Regions from separate parts of the Homo sapiens genome. Here all the other regions are linked to region 2. A link is a contact called in ENCODE Hi-C or POLR2A ChIA-PET data. All regions are on one chromosome and are shown on one strand. The core of a region is the stretch at or near the end of the contact, and the rest is flanking DNA. Distances in the headings are between cores, read along the strand shown. Region 1 holds the start of DCAF8 (DDB1 and CUL4 associated factor 8). Region 2 has its middle 9.3 kb from the start of TRV-CAC1-1. Region 3 holds the start of UAP1-DT (UAP1 divergent transcript).

Evidence for each region. A loop is a pair of places that touch in the nucleus more often than their neighbours do. ChIA-PET counts read pairs that join two places held with the same protein, here RNA polymerase II (POLR2A). Pooled maps may share reads with other maps.
Region 1: a pooled map shows a loop between it and region 2 (9-fold over the local background). The contact joins the promoter of DCAF8 here to the enhancer-like site in region 2. A Hi-C loop is called at or near these places in 10 of 50 pooled maps. POLR2A ChIA-PET finds 5 or more read pairs at or near these places in 4 of 52 experiments (CD4-positive, alpha-beta memory T cell, GM12878, activated CD4-positive, alpha-beta T cell and 1 more).
Region 3: a loop to region 2 is called in a pooled map, with 16 times the contacts of the local background. The contact joins the promoter of UAP1-DT here to the enhancer-like site in region 2. A Hi-C loop is called at or near these places in 1 of 168 maps with a recorded cell type or tissue (naive thymus-derived CD4-positive, alpha-beta T cell) and 12 of 50 pooled maps. POLR2A ChIA-PET finds 5 or more read pairs at or near these places in 1 of 52 experiments (activated CD4-positive, alpha-beta T cell).

What each region holds. Positions count from the first base shown.
Region 1 is chr1:160,259,875-160,264,156 of GRCh38, reverse strand. DCAF8 (DDB1 and CUL4 associated factor 8) reads left to right here and starts at 1,608. Exons shown (of 14, transcript NM_015726.4): 1 at 1,608-1,708; 2 at 2,799-2,872. DCAF8-DT (DCAF8 divergent transcript) reads right to left here and starts at 2,408. Exons shown (of 2, transcript NR_147618.1): 1 at 2,235-2,408; 2 at 1,379-1,756. RefSeq lists enhancers at 1,524-1,793, 2,424-2,553, 1,725-2,673.
Region 2 is chr1:161,388,462-161,392,500 of GRCh38, reverse strand. No RefSeq gene overlaps it. Among named protein-coding and RNA genes, the nearest start is that of TRV-CAC1-1, 9.3 kb to the left of the region's middle. RefSeq lists a silencer at 2,220-2,439 and an enhancer at 2,620-2,819. Within about 2 kb of position 2,665, at least 34 of the 41 ENCODE cell types and tissues checked have a DNase peak (open chromatin) inside an H3K27ac peak, as active enhancers do; they include GM12878, where a contact is called at or near this core.
Region 3 is chr1:162,560,025-162,563,988 of GRCh38, reverse strand. UAP1-DT (UAP1 divergent transcript) reads left to right here and starts at 2,636. Exons shown (of 3, transcript XR_426859.4): 1 at 2,636-2,751; 2 at 3,337-3,514. It overlaps UAP1 (UDP-N-acetylglucosamine pyrophosphorylase 1), which reads right to left and starts at 2,267. Exons shown (of 11, transcript NM_001324116.5): 1 at 2,212-2,267. RefSeq lists a silencer at 1,779-2,678.

The sequences.
Region 1 (4,282 bases), core at 359-2,858, 1.1 Mb after region 2:
GATGATAAAAACACAGTCCTTGCCCTCAAGAATTTATATTCTAGTAGTATAGCTGGATCACAAACATAATTTTAGATTAAATGTTATAGGTAAAAAATGTTATTAAAAAAACAGTGCAGAGTAAGGGGATAGAGGAGGATGACATGAGGTTCCATTTTAGTTACAATAGTCAAGAGCTGCCTGTGTTAGGAAGTAGGATTTCAATAGACACCTCAAGTCTAGTAAATATCTAGTAGATGGACATTCCAAGAAAAGGAAAAAAACCCTAGGGCTGGGACATGCTTTGACTGGAGTGACAGTAAGGCTAGTGAGGCTAGAGCAGAGCTAGGCAGTGTGGGAGGAGATGAATCAGATAAATAGGCAGGTGCTAGATCAGATCATGTAGGGTCCTCCTTAGAGGCAATTCATTTTTTGATGGCCTCTAAGGCTATCATACTTTTGACTTTTATTATGTGATGGGAATTGGAGGTTTTGAGCAGGGTGGGGACTGGGGAAATAATACGACATTACTTTTTTTTTGAGACGGAGTCTCATTCCATTGCCCAGCCTGGAGTGCAGTGGTGCGATCTCAGCTCACTGCAACCTCCGCCTCCGGGTTCAAGCAATTCTCCTGCCTCAGCCTCCCAAGTAGCTGGGATTGCAGGCGCGCTCCACCATGCCGGGTAATTTTTTTTTTTTTTTGTATTTTTCGTAGAGACGGGTTTCACCATGTTGGCCTGGTTTCAAACGAGTTTCGAACTCCTGACCTCAAGTGATCCGCCCACATCCGCCTCCCAAAGTGCTAGGATTACAGGCATGAGCCACCGCGCCCGGCCAGACCTTACATTTTTAAAAAGCACTCTGGCTGCCTTATGTTTAACTGTAATGGCAATAATGGAAGTAGACAAACGAGGTAAGTTTCTATTGCGGTAGTCTTAAGTAATATGTAATGACTTGGAATAGGAGAGTAGCGGTAGGGGAGGTGAGAAAGGGTCAGATTTTTGCACCCTGGGCTTCTGGTAAGAAAAAAAAAAAAAATACCCCAGCCTGGCAGCTGGGAGTAATCCTCTGCAGGGTTACTGTAGGTGTCATAACGAAACAGAGTACAAAAGTCACCCCACATCACCCGGCCCACTCTTGGGAACCTTTACCCACACCACCTCTCTTCAGAAAAGAGCTTCTGGAATAGCTACACCTCAAGCTACTGAGCCCCTTCTTTAAAAATACGTAAATGGGGACTCTCAGGGGAAAATGGGCCTCGATAGTATAGAAACCACTTAAGGAAACAAAGCCCTGAAAGGAAACGGGGATTTTCAGAAGAAATCCTTGTGGCAATCATTGCTCGTTCCAGTGTTCAAAAACGGCAAAACTGGCCATCATCCAGGAAGTGGCCTGCCAATCCGCTGGAAATTTAGTTTATTTCTATCACAACTCTGGGTAGCCCCTAACTCGCATTTGTTTAGAGTATCACAAGATAAGCAAGCCCGAAGAAACTACAAAAACAACTTTGCCTCTTCGGTAATGCGCAGGCGCCTCTCGCTCTGTTTTCCGTTGGCCTTAAGCCCCGCCCCTTGTGCGTCCTTCGAGGAGGGTTGCGAGCCGTGAGCTCGCGCGACCACTCTTCCCTCAGTCTTCTCGAGCACATCGTCGCAAACGGGGCCGGAAAGCGTGGCAGCGCAGGCGCAAGCGCAGAGAGCGGAGGCGGTGGTGGTGGCGGCCGCTGGCCAGTGTAAGATGGCGGCGGCGTTGGTGGTGGCAGTGGACGGGGCGGCTGGGCCTGGAACAGTCGGAGCAGCCGCTAGCAGAAGGATGACCCAAGACGGGAAGCGGGCTGCTGAGCCTCGCCGATTCCCGTGCTTGTAACTGCCCCAGCCGGACACCCCCCCTCCCTTGACCTACCCGGTCTGTGTCTCGTTCCGGCTCGGCCTGCGCCCCCCCTCGCTTCCCAGCCGGTTTCCCCTAAGGATGGGCCTGACCCGTATCCCAAGCTCTTAGCGCTCAGGTCTTTTCCTTCCGCCGACCCGAAGTCATCGCTGGGAGTACTGGTTGCCCTTTCCTCAGGTCAGCCCTGGTGTTGCCCCCAAGAGCCAGCCGCACAGTTCACAGGGACGCCTTGCTTCGTTGGGTGACCCATGTGTGCGCTCCTATTTCTCCCCTTAGATTGAGGGACACGGCTCGCCCTGCGTCTCCCCGTCACCTCAGGGCCACCGCGCAATGTGTCCCCCTCCCCCATCCCAAGTTCCCAGGCCCAGCACCTTGTACGGAAGGCGGAGGTCCAAGAATTCCGGAGTCGGTTGTTGTCTTGTGGTCTTGTACCCTTTGTAATATAATTATCTTAGTTTACCTCCTCTAACTCCCAAATCTTTTAGGATATCTTAGAACGGTCCCATTTGGTCCCTGTTAGTTGGAAAGCATCTGGTGGCTTGAATTTCTGACTCATGATTGTTACTGGAGTCTCTGTAAACAAACCGGCACTAGCGCTATCACATTCTCTCCGGGATTTCCCCCCCTGCTCTGTGGCTTCTTGTTGAGAGGTTGTTTGGTTATGGTTTAGCGTTGAAAAGATTCAGGTTATCCTTTTAAATGACTTTACGTTTTAGTGGAGCTGGGAGATTACTTGCCTGGCTTCTAATCTTCATGTTGGTTCATTTTATTTCCATATGTGTGTGGGTTATTTGTTCAGTAATTAGAATTAGATAAAGTATTCTGCTTTTAAGTAGTTTTGAGAAGGCCTAAAAATACTAAAGTGTATTCATAAATATTTTTATTATGTTCAGTAGAAGACACACCTTTGCCATGTAAATTTTAACTTTTCTCAGTCCTTCAGTGAATCTACAGACCTATTTTCTCAGGAGCTCAGCCTGGCCTTACTTCAGTGATAAAAGGAGGAAAGGTGAGTGGGAGTTGGAGGCATTAAAATTCTTGAGTTCAAGACAGACTGCGCTGATGCTCAACTGCTGACCACTAAAGTCATAAAATTCCTACCAGTTTCCCAAAGAGCTTGAGTGTTGTTCTTGGCTTTGTTCCAGCTCTGGTTGAATTACTTTTACAAGTTTAATTGTCTGTGGGCTTCTTGTCTTTCTGTCCTAAACTATTGCTGTGTATCTCCAAATGACTTAAGCCTAGAAGTGAATGTGTGCCCCCTGCCCCATGTCTTCTTTTCTTCTTTATTCATTTTCCTTGTATTTTGTCTTTGTGTCGATCATATTTTTTACGTTGTTAAAAACTGGAACTTAGTTTGCCTGAGTTCTGTTCATCCTGTTGTCAAATCAGGTCTCTTCCCCTCTCACAGCTTCGGGTTGTCATCCCTTGGTATTTAGAGGAGAATATTTAGCTGCTTGTGACTAAAAGCTGGGGAGTGATGAGTGATGCTGCCTTTAGTTGGTGTCTGAGTCCAGTCTATTTCAGAATTCCGACTTTTTAGGATATAGTGGGAAATTTTTTGTAAAAAAAAAAAAAAAATAGTGGCTGCTCTTTCTTTTGTAGCTGGTCTGAAGAATTCTTGGTTAGCAGAAGAAACATCCTGGGCATTCAGCAGCATGGGTTGGTGCCAAAAAGGGAGTCAGAACATACTTATAAATGCAGTTTTCGTGAGGCTTTCAGGTTTCTGGTAGCAGAGACTAGAGGCTCATGGCATGTGACAGAAAAGCTAAGTGACTGGAAGGTAGGCCTGGCCAATTCCTAATATCTTTATGATTTGTAGTAGGAAAATATTGAGTGACACTGGTGAGTTTTATTCCATCTGATGACTGAATTAGAAAATGCTCATCATGGACTGGAATAAAATTATTAGTGATGGTGTATATGTGTATCAGTAAGATATAAAGAGAAAAGTACAGTCTTTAGAGATTGGACAGACTTTTAATTTAATTTTAAGGTTTAAATACTAGACTAATATTTCTTAGCCATGTGACCTTGAGCAAGTTACTTAAACTTCTCTGACTCTTAATTTCCACAACTCTAAAAGTGTGATAATACCACTTACCTCCCAGGGTCATTGTTAGTATTATAGGGAATCTATTTAAAGCTCTTAGTAATCTAAGAACACGTGGTACACACTCAAAAAATGTTGTTTTTTGGTTTTTTTTTTTTGCACATCATTGATACAGCTTTGAATAAGTTATACGTTAATTTATGCTTCTTTTACATTTTGCCTTAGAACACATTTTTCTGGTTAATTTTCCCAACTGATTTTTAATTGGTCAGCTTAGACGTGTCCTTTGTAAGTGCCCACCTAGAGTTGTCTTCTGAACATGAAACCCTTGGTGGGGGTTCATAACCAGAGGACAGAGAATATTAGATA
Region 2 (4,039 bases), core at 1,416-3,915:
CCAGGTGCACTGGGGCACACCTGTAGTCCCAAAGACTTGGGAGAATGAAATGGGAGGATCACTTGAGCCCAGGAGTTTGAAGCTGCTGTGAGCTATGATTGCGGCACTGCATTCCATCCATGGGTGACAGAGTGAAACTCCATATCAAAAAATATACACAAAAAACAAAGTCTGATCCTTGCTAGGATACAAGAGGGAAATCCAGCGGCAGATAGACAGGCCTTATTTATGAAAACAAACAAGACCATGGCATCCCATGGAATTTCTAAGGTACATTTTATAATGGGACCCCTTGAGATTTTACCACACCAGCATTTTTAGTGACTGAAAGGATGAAAATTCTGATCAGGCCCTTGCTTGCTTGCACTTGTGTTTTGCCCAATATTCCTTCTATAATATAATTATAAACTGCTGATGTACTGTTTTCTTTGTCAAGCAAAAGAATATAACTTCAGGGTCTTGAAAAAAAAATTGCAGAAGGAACAGGCATAGTGGCTCATGCCTGTAATCCCAGCACTTCGGGAGGCGGAGGCAGGCAGATTACTTGAGGTCATGAGTTCGAGACAACCTTGGCCAACATAGTGAAACATCATCTCTACCAAAAAAAAACAAAAAACAAAAATTAGCTGGGTGATACGTGCCTGTAGTCCCAGTTATTCAGGAGGCTGAGGTGGCAGAATCGCTTGAACCTGGGAGACGGAGGTTACAGTGAGCTGAGATCATGTCACTGCAGTCCAGCCTGGGCAATAGAGTGAGACCCTGTCTCAAAAAAAAAAAAAAAAAAAAGCAGAAGATTCGGATGAATTACTTTAAGGATGTTATGTCCAATTGCTGATGCCCAGAAGTCTGGTTGTTCAAGGCATTATCGGAGACTGAAGAAACATAGACTTTTCCCCTCAGGTCTCTGAAACTCCCCCTCCTTTACTCTCCAGCTGCATAAAAACTCCCCACTTCGGGCCAGGCACAGTGGCTCAAGCCTGTAATCCCAGCACTTTGGGAGGCCGAGGCCGGCAGATCACCTGAGGTCAGGAGTCTGAGAACAGCCTGGCCAACATGGTGAAACCCTGTCTCTACTAAACATACAAAAATTAGCCAGGCGTAGTGGTGCACACTGTAATCCCAGCTACTAGGGAGGCTGAGGCAGGAGAATCACTTGAACCTGCAGCCTCGACGTTCCAGGCTCAAGGGATTCTCCCACCTCAGCCTCCTGAGTAGCTGCGACCACAGGCGACTGCCACCACACCCAGCTAATTTTATTTTATTTTGTAGTGACAAGTCTTATTATATGCCCAGGCTGGAAATTCATCTTTTAATTCCCATAGGTGAGCCCTCTGCCAAAACAGTAGTAAAAAGCTGGAAGTACTTTAAAGCCCAGCTGTAGAAAGAGTTTTAAATCACTCATTTTGCATGTCATCCTGCTCTTGGACAGATTCAAGACTTACTGCTAACTGAAAAGATGGGTGAAGAGTAGTGTGTAGTGTGGGGTTTTTGAGTAAGGGGAAAATGGAGGAAATATATTTATGCATATTAATATATATACATGTATGGGAACCTCCCACACGAGCGGGTTCCCAAAATATTAGGAAAAATAACAATAAAAATAATGCAAATACAAACAACACAGTATAACTACATTGTATTAGGTATTACAAGTAATCCATAGCTGATTTAAAGTGTGTGGGAGGATGTGCGTAGTTGTAGGTAAATACTATGCCATTTTATAGGAGGGACTTCAGCATCCGCAGATTTTAGTATGGGGTGCTTGCTGTCCTGGAGCTAATCTGCCTGCGGATACCGAGGGACGACTGGAGATCATCTAGGAAGGGCACGCAAAAACCCTAACAGTGGTTGCTTCGGGGAAAGAGAATGGGGGAACTCAGGGTAGGGATGCAAAAGAGACTTGCCGCCGCGAATCACGCCGAGGTGCCCCGCATCCAGCCCTGTGCTCCCGCCCCGGTCCAGGCGCGCTGCCAGGCAGAGTCCCTTGCCCAGCCCCAGAGAAGGCAGCCCATCTCCTGGGCACCGATCCTGAACGTCGGCCAACCTTGCAGGCCTAGCGAAGACCCCAAATTCGACGCGGCAGGCCTGAGGCCTGGGGAAAAAGTGACCCGAATTTCCCGCAATCTCAAGGACACCCAGGGGCGCTCCAGCCCCTCACAGCCCTCCTCCCTCATTCACTCTCACGCCTCGCCTCGCCTCCGGCTCCGGCCTCTCCGCGCCCAGTCACTCCCACGCCCCGTCACTCCCACGCCCCGCCCCTCCTCTCACCCGCGTAGTGCTCTCAGTCTCTCTTGCGCCCCGCCCTTCTGCCCTGCGTCACTCGTGAGCCCCGCCCCTCCTCTCGTCCCGCCCCCCTCTCGTCCCGCCCCTCCTCTCGTCCCTCCCCTCCGCTCGCCCCTCCCCTCCTCTCGTCCCGCCCCGCCCTTCTGCCCTTCGTCACTCGTGAGCCCCGCCCCTCCTCTCGCCGCGCCCCGCCCCACGGCTCGCAGAGGTCCGGAGCTTTCCCGTCAGCAATGAGTCAAGACCGGAAGTCTGGGAAAGGGTGCTCTCAGTTCCCGACAGCGGGGGCTGGACAAGACGGAGACGGTACTGGCAATACGTCGGTTGAAGGGAAGCGGAGCGGAGCACGCGCGGGCTGTGACGAGGGAGCGGAGAAACAGCTGTCCCGTTAGCCTCGTGTTGACGTCCCGGGTTCAGCCCCAGGAGGACGAAAAGACTGTGCCGTGTCCTTCCCGAGGGGAGTGGCGTTCCCATTGACCTGCATACCTCACCTCATACTCGTGCGTGGACGTGTTCCAGCCAAGTCCCGTTCACTCCAGCTCCTCCGTCTCCACCCTAATCCTAATTATTGGTGTTTCGTTTGAAAGGGTTCTGTGAATTTGTCAAGCAGGAAAATTTGGGGTCCGACAGAATTAAGCAATTCTCTTTAATTAAATAGCTTGCGGAGTCTTTAATTTGTTAATATGCATTTTTCTAATCGTAACTAACTTTTGCTTTACATTTACTTTTTTTTTTGAGACGGAGTTTGGCTCTTGGCTCTTGTTGCCCAGCCTGGAGTGCAATGGCGCGATCTCCGCTCACTGCAACCTCCGCCTCCCAGGTGCAAGCGATTCTCCTGGCTCAGCCTCCCGAGTAGCTGGGATTTCAGGCATGTGCCACCACGCCCAGCTAATTTTGTATTTTTAGTAGAGATGGGGGTTTCTCCGTGTTGGTCAGGCTGGTCTGGAACTCCCGACCTCAGGTGATCCACCCGCCTCGGCCTCCCAAAGTGCTGGAATTAAGGCGTGAGCCACCACCGTGCGTGGCCTGCTTTACATTTACTTTCTGTAAGGCTAAGTAATTTACAGTGTCATCTAATCCTTTTAATAATCTTATGAAGTAACCATTATCAAGATATTACAGATGAAGAAATAAAATTGTAGAGACATGCCCAAGATCCCCTTATATTAAGTGACGGAGCTAAATCCAAACCCAAATCATTTATACTGATTGCCCGCAAATCCCTTTTTACACTGGTGCATCACTTGAAACCAGTCCTACAAAGAATGTGCTTTTATCTTGGAGTCCTTGGAGAGGTAAACTGAGGTTCGAACCAAATAAAGGAACATGAGCCCCGGCCCTACCATGGAAGGGGTGGATTGCCTAGCTTCTTCTGGCCACAAGGTGAGGCAGTGAGGAAACTGCAGGAGGCTGGGTTTGGGGTCCCAGCAGTACTTCCTGCTGCCTTGAACAAATGCAGCTGCTCACTTTTACACCCCTTGCAGAACACTCCCCAAATATACCAGTGAAACCCTGAAGGCAAGGCCAGTGCTGGAAGGAATCTAAGCCTCCTGCTCCTGAGGGAAAGGATTTTATTTATTTATTTTTATTTTATTTTTGAGACGGAGTCTGGCTCTGTCGCCCAGGCTGGAGTGCAGTGGTGCTATCTCGGCTCACTGCAACCTCCGCCTCCCCTCCCGGGTTCAAGAGATTCTCCTGCCTCAGCTTCCAGAGTAGCTGGGATTACAGGCGCACGCCACCACACCCGGCTAATTTTTGT
Region 3 (3,964 bases), core at 1,387-3,886, 1.2 Mb before region 2:
TACATTGTAGTAGGAAGATCAGCAAGGAACCAGATAACCAAAGAATAGGAAGTCCCTGTTCTTGGTCCTTCTCTATCATTTGATTCTATGCAATCATTTTACCTCCCTGTGCATAGATTTCCTCATGAATATAAGACAACCAACCTTTCTCACATGCCTTCAAGATAGTCAAGAGTAAAGAGTGCTCTGTCTGATAAAAGGCATACACAAACATATTACTATAACATTTTAAGATATAAACCAAACTTTTCCTAAAAGATCATTAGATACTCCTCCACCTTCAGACACTTGGGAAAATGAATCCATGCAAATAAGATACCTCATAGGGCCGGGCGCGGTGGCTCACGCCTGTAATTCCAGTACTTTGGGAGGCCGAGGCGGGCGGATCATGAGGTCAAGAGATGGAGACCATTCTGGCCAACATGGTGAAACCCCATCTCCACTAAAAATACAAAAATTAGCTGGGCATGGTGGCACGCGCCTGTAGTCCCAGCTACTCAGGAGGCTGAGGCAGGAGAATCGCCTGAACCGGGGAGGCGGAGGTTGTAGTAAGCCGACATCACGCCACTGAACTCCAGCCTGGCGACAGAGTGAGACTCTCCGTCTCAAAAAATAAAAATAAAAAAAAAAAGGGTACCTCATAGGTTAAACTTTGATATCTGGGCGTAAACCACTGGTAACATGTGTTCATCTACATGTTGTATAATGTTCATAATGTAACGACCATACTTGAGTTTTGGACAAGCACAATTCATCTATTATATTTATTTGAGGCAGATATAAGCACCTTCATGCCACAAAAATAGTAGCATGTTTCCCATTAACGATGTTTAGAGGCACGTGTAATGGTAAGCAGCAATTAACAGAAGAGTTAAAAGATATGGATTTTTATTTTGACAACCGAAATCTGAAAAAGTTGAAAATCTGCTCGAGAAATTATGACAAAACTTGGTACATGCCCACAGCCTAATCCATCTGCATCAAAATATATGAAAAATTTGGTAATAATCTACCATTATCAAATATATTTTTATTAGAATTTAAATACCAGTATTAAAGAAATCCAGTATTTCTCCCTCCTTTTCTGGCTTCCCCCACCCAGCCCCTATCTCTGCTGGTATACGTATGCCCTCGAAATGAATAAGTAAACCTCTTAAAGCTTTTGAAAAACAGTATCAGAGTTGAGACATAACCACCAACTGAATCCTATAAATGCTTGGCAGCACAGCCTATGAAGTCTTTCTTTGCTCCAGCTAAGTGAGCCAACTGACTAACCGTGAAGGAATAGACAACTGCCTTGAGTTTCCGGCGAACTCTTGGATCCACACCCAGTGAATTTCACCTAAAAGTCCTTAAACTTTTGCAATACCAAATGACACACACATATGATCATAATCCTATTACCTGATTTCAGATTTCATAAACCATGTAGAAGTAAGTGTAGCACAGCGACAGGCCAAAGTTCAAGCAGCCATATGTTCAGCATACGTGTGCTCAGCCCTCCAATACCATCCTTCTGCTTGGCCAAGAGAGGGGAAACCCAGAAATTTCAATTCTCTCTCACTACCAGTATCATGGCAAACCAAACCAAAAAAAAGAAAGAAAAAAGTGGCAAGCAAACAGGTTTTGTCCCACTGTCCTGTCCTCCAAATGTATCCCCTGTCTTTGTCAGACCTCTCAAATCTTTTCCTCATATATTCAAGACACACCAACTCGCTTCCACCTGACAGTGCCAACGATCTCCTGTCCCACTACAGGCCCCCACACTTGGTATAACTGTCCACAAGGCCCTAGCCTGAGAGCCTCGAGGTCTCTACTGCCCACCCGGGAGAGGCCCCACTCCCAACCCCACACGCCTACACGACCCCCTCGGACTCAGACACTGGCCCAGACCTCCTCCCACAACGCCCCCAGTCCATCTGGGGCGCGCTCATTCCATCCCTGGCCCCGCCATCCACCCGGCTGCCCAGCCCACACACCCTCTCGCGGGGTGGCGGAGGATGGGGTGCGACTGCGGGGCGCACGGGCTGGGGTGTGTGTCTGCGGGCGAGCGGGAGGCTCCTCGGCGTGTGCTCGGCTGCCCGCGCTGTGCACGTTCGTGCGACGCGTGTCCACGTCTGAGCGCGTGGCCGTGTGTGCGGTGGGGCCAGGCCCTCCGCCCGCCCGGGTCCCGAGCCCCGCCGTCTCCTCGCTGGGCTGGGAGCCCCTCACCTTTCTCGGCGCGACCGCAGCTACGACCGTCTCCAGCTCCTTCCGCGCGGCCACTCATCGGCGTCCCGCGCTCGCTCCGAATATATACCCTCATCCGGGGGGCCGCGGCGGCGGGGCGGGCCGGGAGCGGGGGCCAAGTGGAGCGCCAGCCCCGGCCACCCCGCCCCTCTCGCCACGACTAGTGGCTGCCGACGCCTGAAGGAGTGGAAGCCGACCGCCCAGACACGTCAGCGCCGGGAGCACAGACGACGACGCGGACGCGGAGGCGGCCGCGGCCCGGGGCGCCGGGGCGGGGCTAGGGATGGGGGCCGGGCATGAAAGGAGTAACCCACCGGGCCGGGGCGGGGCCTAGTGCGTCACTCATTCTCTGGCCCAATGGGAATAGTTCTGGAGCGCAGTCGGCTGGCGTCCCGGTCCCTCCTGCGCACTAACTGAGGGTGAAGGATGTCGGTTGGGTCTGCTAGGAGGGGCCAGGAGCCGGCCGGCAGAGAGCGGCTCGTGGGTCCCAGGACCCCTGACGTCCCTAGGTTGTACTGGGAGGTGCGAGCCCGAGGCTCTTAGTCGGCCCAGCGGCACGGGGCACAAGCGGGCCACAGAGATGGGCAGGGAGCTGTGTCCCCAGGGTGGCGGATTTCCGAGCCACCCACGCGGGTGGTTGGGAAAGGGCGGTGGATTTTCCTGCGGAGAAACTTTCAGGGCGGGCCTGGCGCGCTCTCTGACCTTGGGCTAGTTATTTTGTGTGCAGTTCACAAGATGCCTGGCCGGGCTCCAAACTCGCTCTCTGTTTGGTTGTGTTTTGGCTCCCAAGAAGGCGAAGCCAGGCCTTTTTTCTTTTGCACAAACAGACAGGAAAGGAGAGAGGAAATGCAAGCAAAGGTAGTAGGTAACCTAAGGTAGTATAAGCCCGGGGTCATCTTTGTGAGTTTGCAGACTTAACGTCGCTAGGCCTCAGTACTCTGCAGAAAGATGGTGGAGGACCTAGATGACCTCCCAGGCCATTCCAGGACCAGTGTTTACAGTCCTGTTACATAACCTAGTGTGGGTGTGCACACACAGGTTATTATATGTTCAGCACTGTGCCCTTGGAAGCTATGTTTACATTTAAAGTTGTGTTGCATTTTGCAGCTTTTGCAAGAAGTGGAATATGTTGAAATACGAAAATACCTAGATTTAACATACCACCTATCATAAAGAGATTCAGGCGCCTTTCTTCTACTTTCTTGGGTGCAAAGGCCTTTTCATTCCCTTTACCAATTGCATAATCACCCACTGCCTCAAGTAACAACAGAAAAACTTAAACTTGGTAAGTAATGCTGGTAGATTTACATTCAGGAGATTGAATACTCTCCATCTCTCATGATCCTAGAACTTCCTTCGTTTCTTTGAAAGAAGAATAGTGTAGTGATTGGTTTATAGTGTAGTGATTGGTTTCTTAATCATGGGATCTGAAGACAATTTCAGCTTTATTGCTTGTGATCTTTGGCAAGCTACTTGTGCTATCAGTTTTCTCATCTATAAAAAACAGACAATAAAGATGAAAATGCCATTTGGTGGTTGTATTAAACCAATCGATATAAATGAAGTATGTAAAACAGTAAACACTAAATAACCTTTAGTTATTATTTATTATTGAGCACTTATTAATTCAAACTAGGAGACCCAGATTCAAAATCAGTCTACGCTTACTAACTGTGTGACTTTGGGTAAGTCATTTAACCACTCCAAACTCCAATGTCCTTTTATGAAATGAAGC